3 separate regions of the Homo sapiens genome follow, and regions 1 and 3 are each linked to region 2. The links are chromatin contacts, found by Hi-C in ENCODE. All regions are on one chromosome and are shown on one strand. The core of a region is the stretch at or near the end of the contact, and the rest is flanking DNA. Distances in the headings are between cores, read along the strand shown. Region 1 has its middle 54 kb from the start of SYPL1. Region 2 has its middle 59 kb from the start of SRPK2. Region 3 overlaps LHFPL3-AS2 (LHFPL3 antisense RNA 2).

What was found. A loop is a pair of places that touch in the nucleus more often than their neighbours do. Pooled maps may share reads with other maps.
Region 1: a loop to region 2 is called in a pooled map, with 3 times the contacts of the local background. The contact joins two enhancer-like sites. A Hi-C loop is called at or near these places in 1 of 168 maps with a recorded cell type or tissue (PC-9), 1 of 37 single-sample maps with no recorded cell type and 3 of 50 pooled maps.
Region 3: a pooled map shows a loop between it and region 2 (2.4-fold over the local background). The contact joins two enhancer-like sites. A Hi-C loop is called at or near these places in 2 of 168 maps with a recorded cell type or tissue (CD4-positive, alpha-beta T cell and PC-9), 2 of 37 single-sample maps with no recorded cell type and 5 of 50 pooled maps.

What each region holds. Positions count from the first base shown.
Region 1 is chr7:106,056,702-106,059,401 of GRCh38, forward strand. No RefSeq gene overlaps it. Among named protein-coding and RNA genes, the nearest start is that of SYPL1, 54 kb to the right of the region's middle. RefSeq lists enhancers at 84-133, 644-693, 1,539-2,090, 1,774-1,933, 1,964-2,063 and a silencer at 2,404-2,523. Within about 2 kb of position 1,375, at least 17 of the 41 ENCODE cell types and tissues checked have a DNase peak (open chromatin) inside an H3K27ac peak, as active enhancers do.
Region 2 is chr7:105,446,924-105,449,689 of GRCh38, forward strand. No RefSeq gene overlaps it. Among named protein-coding and RNA genes, the nearest start is that of SRPK2, 59 kb to the left of the region's middle. RefSeq lists an enhancer at 1,246-1,365. Within about 2 kb of position 1,433, at least 2 of the 41 ENCODE cell types and tissues checked have a DNase peak (open chromatin) inside an H3K27ac peak, as active enhancers do.
Region 3 is chr7:104,921,712-104,924,411 of GRCh38, forward strand. All of the region lies in intron 1 of LHFPL3-AS2 (LHFPL3 antisense RNA 2), which reads right to left. Among named protein-coding and RNA genes, the nearest start is that of LHFPL3-AS2, 3.6 kb to the right of the region's middle. Within about 2 kb of position 1,345, at least 16 of the 41 ENCODE cell types and tissues checked have a DNase peak (open chromatin) inside an H3K27ac peak, as active enhancers do.

The DNA of each region.
Region 1 (2,700 bases), core at 125-2,624, 610 kb after region 2:
TTTGTTATTGCAGCAAAACTTAATGAGAGCTTACTACTACACCCTCTCATCTTCCTCAATCTCTCCTCAAAGCTGCCTCAAAATTTAAAAAATTCTTTTATATACTCATGTGATACTTTCTCGCTTTAGGCCAAGTGAAAATAAAGGCATCTTCATAAACATTTGCTTTTTTTCTTGGTTCATGATATGACTGTACAAACTGCACTTGTGTATACGGCTTTAAACCCAGACTTCAGGCAGGGGGAACAGTCAGTGCAAAGGCCCCCAAGGCAGGGACGTCAGGAGTCCATGTGGCTTGGTCAGAGTAAGAAGGTGGGAGAGTGGTAGGGAGTGAGGCTCATGGAGTGAGAGGTGGGCAGTGTGGACCTGAGCATGGGCCCCAGAGAAGGTGCAGTTTCAGGACAGAAGCACAAGGTGGCACCGTGACACTCCCCTCAGTCACTGTGGACCGCATGTGCGGTGGTAGAGAAGACACATCTTCTTATCCTCCAAAATGGCTCTGCCAGGGAATGAAAGTCCAGCCGACTCCAGCAAATTAGAAACTGTACTCTTAGGACTGGAAAAGCTTTCGAGACCTCTCAATCAGGGAGGTTTCCATGTGGGGTCCATGATGCCTATGCATGGACTCCAGGACCCAGGGGATCCCCTGAATTGCAGTGTGCTTTTCAGGAGAAACCTCCAACATTTTCACTCCAAGGGGTCTATGACCCAAAAAAGGTGAAGAACCTCTGACTACCACTGGTGCTCCCACCAAGGCCAGACTTGACAAGAACTTCCTCAGCAACAGGCAGCCCCGGCCAATTCCACATTATTACCAGGTGCCTGGAGACCTGTGAGTCCTTTGCTATCTCAGTGGAGGCACCCAGTAATGCTTGGAACCGCTGGGCCTGAGGACACTCGGGCTCTCCTTCCAGAAACTAGAGCTTTTGTGAGGGGCCAGCAAATTTGCATACGTGCACCCGTGCACACACGCACACACCCCTCTCTCCACTGTCTTTAGATTGAAGAAATCACATCTTCTGCACATGAACGTCCTGTTGGTTCTCAAAGGTGCCTGGATGTTTCTGTGATAAGTAAAATATGATTGCACAATGTGGTTACTGAATTTGCAGTCACTTTGATCATTATATAGTTTCTCACCCACTGGATGTTTTATAGAAGTCTAATATAGAATTGATCTAATTGAAGTTTAATATATATTCGACTCTATGTGTCCAATATAATGAATGGGGCAGGGAGTCTGTCAGATATTTTGAGCTAAATGAGAAACTTCATAATCAAAATGGTGGGAGCCACAGTCTGGTGAAAGGGAGGGGTCGTGAGTGATGTCTGATGGCCAACAGGTGAGCTGGGACGGCGCAGGGGGCGCGGTGGGGGCAGGACAGGAAGCTGCGTGGGCAGCAGGTGGAGGGTGTGAGCAGAAGTGAGACTGGAGCCTGTGGGGTTGCTCAAGTGGAACTGCAGAAGGAGATCAAGAATGAGGGAAGATGCAAATTTTTAATTCAGCATCTTCTAAAAAAAAGTCCCAGAAATGACTGTATTTGCTATTGGTGTTTTAAAATATCCATTAAATACCACATTTGCCAGCATCACTTCTCTTATCCCGGCTGCTCTAGCAGCCTGAATTCTGCCTTTTTCTTCCCTGAGAGCTGGGCTCAGGGAACCCGCGTATCGACCTCAGGGGGTCAGGCCTGCAGGTGGGTGGCTCCCCTGGGACTCTTTAAAACCAAACCCCGAGCAGAAAGGAGAGGCTGAGGTTTGGGGCTCCTTTAAAGGCCTCCTCTCAGCTTGTCTCCAGTTCACTGCCTAAGAATGTCCTCCAGACACAGGCTCTGAGGCCAGAGCTATTGAATATTTATCAAGGCCTCCTGGCAGACGTGGGAGACTGAGAACAGGAAAATCAGGCCCAGGCGGGCATCTGTGGAGCCTGCCTGGGTGCTAGCCAGATGCTGCAAGATTCAAGTTGCCCGTTGACTCTGCAGAGCCTGCCCCGCCCTGTCCTCCCTCCTCGGGGAGGCGTGCATGGGCCTGGCTGCTGTCAGGGTGTTTGCTTCTTGTCACCATCCTCCATACTGACTTCCATTGCAAGCCCTGCCCCACTGTGGCTCCATTGTCTGCAGTGGCCTGGGCTGACCAGCTCAGCCTGGAGCCCTGCCCTGGGACGATGCGGGCTAACACAGTGACACAAAGCCCTGCTTTGTGGCCCTGACAGGAGGATTTATCATTAGCTGTGAGATGGTCCCTGGCAGATCCTGGCATGTGGTGAGCAGACAGATCTGTGCTGATCACAGTATTTTGAGTACCCCCAGTTGAATACAGCATCTGGGGCCCTCAAATCTGCCACATGGATCTTATGGCTTCAGGCTCACTGGCACCTTTTGTGTTGGCCGAAGTACGGGTAGGGGGTAGATTAGGAGCACTAGCTTGTACCCAGTGACGTCTGGGGGCTGGTTTACAGGAAAGGCACCCTAAGGTTGTGCAGGCCCTGACATGTGGTCCTCCTGGCATCTGGGGACAGCATGTCAGGTTTGGGGTCTGCCCATCCTTGCCTTGGGCACAGGTCCCCAAACAACAGCAGCATCCCTGTGGGTGGGATATCTGACCAGCAGAAAATGGAAGTGAATATCTCTTTGATCTTGGAGTGAGGAAGAATTTCTTAAAAATAACACACCAAAAAATCACAAATCATAAAAAAGAAAG
Region 2 (2,766 bases), core at 183-2,682:
AATCTCGGCTCATTGCAACCTCCGCCTCCCAGGTTCAAGCAATTCTCCTGCCTCAGCCTCTTAAGTAGCTGGGACTACAGGCACCCGCCACCATGCCTGGCTAATTTTTGTATTTTTGGTAGAGACGGGGTTTCACCATGTTGGCCAGGCTGGTCTCAAATTCCTGACCTCAGGTGATCCACCTGCTTTGGCCTCCCAAAGTGGTGGGATTACAGGCGTGAGCCACCGTGCCTGGCCAGCAATTTTTTTTTTTTTTTTTTTTGAGACTGAGTCTCGCTCTGTTGCCCAGTCTGGAGTGCAGTGGCGCTATGTCAGCTCACTGCAAGCTCTGCCTCCCAGGTTCCCGCCATTCTCCTGCCTCAGCCTCCCAAGTAGCTGGGACCACAGGCACCTGCCACCACGCCTGGCTAATTTTTTGTATTTTTAGTAGAGACGAGGTTTCACCATGTTAGCCAGGATGGTCTTGATCTCCTGACCTCGTGATCCACCCGCCTCGGCCTCCCAAAGTGCTGGGATTACAGGCGTGAGCCACCATGCCCAGCCAGCAATTTTTTAAAGTAGTGAAAAATTCACATGGTAAGAGAGGAGAGAAAATGAGTTATTGCTCCAAGCACAGATGACAACTCCTGGAAGACTGGGCCCAAGTTCTGGAGGGAAGATGATCCTACTTGGCATCACTTCGTCTTCCTACCTCTGTGGACAGCCAATCCCACCCAGATGGGACTGTGTACAGGCTTCTTCCTTAGCCTGCAACAGTGGGAACTGATGGTGCTGTGATGGGTCCACAAGGAGACATGTGCAATGGAGTTGATGACAATGTTGTTTAGGGTGATGAGGAGTTAGAGGCAAATCTGATGTCCATCCCTGGAGCTCCGTGTAGTCCACGTGTGATGGGTGCACTCCATGGAGTACTCTGCAACAGTTAGCATTGAGGGATTCTCTGGAGAAAGCTGAGGTCCGGAGGAGGGATGTGGATCTCTGAAGGTCTCTGAGCAACAGTCAGTGGCAGGGCCAGGACTTCAGCCTGTGCATTTTGACTCCTGGTTTGACGTCCTTTCCTCTTTATCACAGCAGCCTCCAGTGCTTTATTTACTTTTGGATTTTCACCTTTTGGAGTTATCCACATCATGACTTCCTCCTAATTAATGTGCAGGGGTCCTAAGAAACCAGGATGGCACAGGAAAGAAACAGACTTTAGCTCCACTTTATTAGACAGATATTATTATTAGAAAAAAGGATCAACTAAGACTCTATCATCTTTCCAGCTAATGGAAGGTGGCTAACTCGTTAAGTGGAATGACTCTGTGTCAGCTTGACGAGCAAGTTTTTTGGTAGTGAAACATTTGTCTAGGCCAAAACAGGTAGTAAGATCTTCTATGTTGAAAATTAATTTTGTAAACAGGAAGAGAGAAATGTAGAAAACAGGATGAATGTGGCTAGTAGAGAACAGACGTGGGTGCTGGGCTAAGGAGAGTTATGTTCCCCATTTGCAGCTCTCAGAGGGTGCAGGTGGAGTTGAACTGAGCTGAAACAAAAGCGTTCCCAAGTGCGCCTAAGTGGTTTTTTTTGTTGTTGTTGTTGTTGTTTGTTTGTTTTGAGACGGAGTCTCACTCTGTCGCCTAGGCTGGAGTGCAGTGGCGAGATCTTGGCTTACTGCAACCTCTGCCTCCCGGATTCAAGAAATTCTCGTGCCTCAGCCCAGCAAGTAGCTGGGATTACAGGCGCCCACCACCACGCCCGGCTAATTTTTGTATTTTTAGTAGAGACAGGGTTTCACCATGTTGGCCAGACTGGTCTTCAACTCCTGATCTCAAGTGATCCGTCTGCCTAGGCCTCCCAAAGTGCTGGGATTACAAGTGTGAGCCACCGCTCCTGGCAGTGCCTGACTATTTTCATCCTGTAAAGTTATGGTTGTGAATTCTTGCGCTTAACCCTGAGCCCTCCCAGTCATGAAAATCCATTTTCAGATGGTTACTGTGGACACTGCAGCAATCTAGTTATTATGGACACCATAGGAACTTAGTTTAGAAACAAAATTTCAATAAAGAATAACTCCTACAGCCTTTAAAACCCAACCCTCAGCTGGGCGCAGTGGCTCACGCTTGTAATCCCAGCACTTTGGGAGGCCGAGGCAGGCAGATCACGAGGTCAAGAGATCGAGACCATCCTGGCCAACATGGTGAAATCCCGTCTCTACTAAAAATACAAAAATTAGGTGGGCGTGGTGGCATGTGCCTGTGGTCTCAGCTACTCGGGAGGCTGAGGCAGGAGAATCGCTTGAACCCGGGAGGGGGAGGTTGCAGTGAGCCAAAATCACGCCACTGTACTCCAGCCTGGTGACAGAGCAAGACTTTGTCTCAAAAAACAAAACAAAACAAAAACCCAACCCTCAAGAAAGTAAAGATAGGCCAGGCTCAGTGGCTCAAGCCTGTAATCCCAGCACTCTAGGAGGCCGAGGCAGGCAGATGGCTTGAGCTCAGGAGTTCAAGACCAGCCTGGACAACATGGTGAAACCCCATCTCTACCAAAAATACAAAAATTAGCCTGTAGTGGTGTGTGCCTGTAGTCCCAGCTACTTTTAAGCCTGGGAGGTTGAGGCCTCAGTGATCCGTGATCGTGTTACTACAGACAGCCTGAGCAACAATGAGATCTTGTCTCAAAAGAAAAAAAAAAAAAAAAGAAAGTAGACAACCCATGGAATGGGAGAAAATATTTGCCAATCGTATACCTGGTAAAGGATTTGTGCCTAGAACATACAAAGAACTC
Region 3 (2,700 bases), core at 95-2,594, 530 kb before region 2:
GTGGGCCAGGAATTCAAACAGAGCACAGTGGAGATGGCTAATCTCCTCCAGAATGTCTGGAACTTCAACCAAAAAACTTGAAGGCTGGAGGCTGGAATAGGCTGATGGCTTCTTCATGTACATGCCTAACAGTTCATACTGGCTGTTGACTAAGGGCCAGCAGCATCACCCACACCTGGCCTCACTATGTGGCCTGGGCTTCCTCACAACATGGCAGCTGGGATCAAAAGGCAAGCATCAGCAGCGTGCAGTAGCACATGTCTGTAATCCCAGCGCTTTGGAAGGTCAAGGCAGGAGAATCACTTGAGCCCAGGAGTTTGAGACCAGTCTGGGCAACATAGTGAGACACTGTCTCTACAAAAAATTTAAAAATTATCCAGGTGTGGTGGCACACACCTGTAGTCCCAGAAACTCAGGAGGCTGAGGTGGGAGAGATTGCTTGAGGCCAGGAGGTTGAGGCTACAGTGAGCCCTGATTTCACCACTGCACTTCAGCCCGGGGAACAGAGCAAAACTCTGTCTCAAAACAGGGGGAAAAAAGGGAGGAAAAAAAGTATTCCAAGACAGAACCAGAGAAAAAAGTATTGCCTTTTATGACCTCACTCTGGAAATCATTCAGCATCCCTTTGGCCATGTTCCATCACTTGGTGCGGTTACAAAGATCTGTCTAAATTCCTTAGAAAGGAAGGAGACATACACCCCACCTCTCATGACACAGCGTAGAAAGAGCATGTAGGATGTGATATGTAGCTACATATTGGTGTAGCCAACTTTGGAAAACACAGTTTGCCACATTGTGCTTTATCTCAGTTAATCCTCACCCCCAAAAGAAACTGTATGCTATTACTATTTTACAGTAAAGGAAATGAAAGCTCAGAGAAGTGAAATAACTTTCCAAAGTCACACACTTAGTAAATGGCAGAGTAGAGATTCTGACTCCAGTGTCGAAGTCCTTGATCCCCAACCTGCTCTTCCTGCCATAGGTCACATTGCCTTATCTACAATTACAGAAGCTGGAAGTTCAAGTTCCAGGTCTCCTTATAAATATGTACAAGTTCTTAGAAGAAAAATAAATATAGAGGCATTGGATTCTCTGCTCCTTCTATACTCAGGGCTGCAGCTTCAGAGTAGACTTTATAGAAATATTCTATTAGGCCCAACAGTACCAAGTACATTCACAGCCCAGGGGAGACATCAGTGGGCTTCATATGCCGCCAAAGAATAAGCCCAAAAGTACCTGCAAAATGGCCAGTGCACTTGGCACTGTTAGTTGCCACCATTTGGACCTTATCCAATTGACCCTAAAATTGGCCCAAGTACTTGTGGTAGCCAACTTCCACAAGGTGGCCCCAGCGATCTTTACCTCTGGGTATTCACACCCTTGTGTAATCTCCTCCCACACTCTGTCAAAGTCGGTCTGTGTGACCAACAGCATAAGGCAGAAAATGGTGTATTACTTCCAATATTTGGTTTTAAGATACCATGACTTCCATCATGGGCTCTCTCATCACTCACAAGGGAAGCCAGTCGCCATGTTGTGAGGACAGGCAGGCAGCCCATGGAAAGGCCTGGAAAGCAAGGAACTGACACCCTAGCCAACAGCCAGCAAAGAACTGAGGCCTGCCAACAACCATTTGAGTGAGTTTATACACAGATTTTCCAGCCCCGGTCAATCCTTGAGATGACCACAACCCCAGTGAACAGCCTGGCTGCAACTTCATGAAAGACTGCCTCAGAGCTACCCAGCTAAGCTGGTCCCAGATTCCCTGACCCTCAGAATAAATGTTTATTGTTTAATGTTTACATTTAATGTTATCAATAAACCGATACCTTTAGGGGTCATTTGTTACATAGTAATGGATAACTAACAGAGTATTGAATTTAAAATCATGATTATCTGTTAGTAGAAAGAGTTGGGGCTTTGGAGACAAGCACACTGCCTTTAAATCCTGATTCCACCACTCCCTGGGTGAATAGCATGGACTCTCTGAGCCTCAGTTTCCTCATAAGAATGGGGATGATAAATTTATTCTCAAGACTGAGGATCAAAGGAAAGAAGTTAGAACAGGGAATATTCCTCTTCTTCCTTCTCAACATTTAATTTTTTAATTTTATTTATATTTATATTTTATTTTATTTTATTTTTGAGACGGAGTCTCACTCTTTCGCCCAGGCTGGAGTCAAGTGGCACAATCTCAGCTAAATGCAACCTCCTCGCCTTGGATTCAAGCGATTCTCCTGCCTCAGCCTCCCGAGTATCTGGGATTACAGGCACCCGACACCACACCCAGCTAGTTTTTGTATTTTTAGTAGAGACGTGGTTTCACCGTGTTGGCCAGGGTGGTCTCAAACTCCTGACCTCAGGTGATCCATCGCCTCGGCCTCCTAAAGTGCTATGATTACAGGCGTGAGCCACCACGCCCAGACCCTTCTCAACATTTTAAAACCGGAGTGAGGAATTGCCTCAGAGCAAGCACAACTTGCTCTGGTGATAATAATAATTGTACAACCAACTTCACTTATACTTTTATTCTTTCTATAGACACATTAGAAAGAGTGTAGCATTAATAGTAACATATCATGTATGTTTAAATCCTGTTATGCAGAAATGATAAACCAAAAAATCTGCTTATAGTATAAGAAAATAGTTACATTATTAAACAAACACCGTGAACATATTTTAGCTGCTTCCCATCTACAT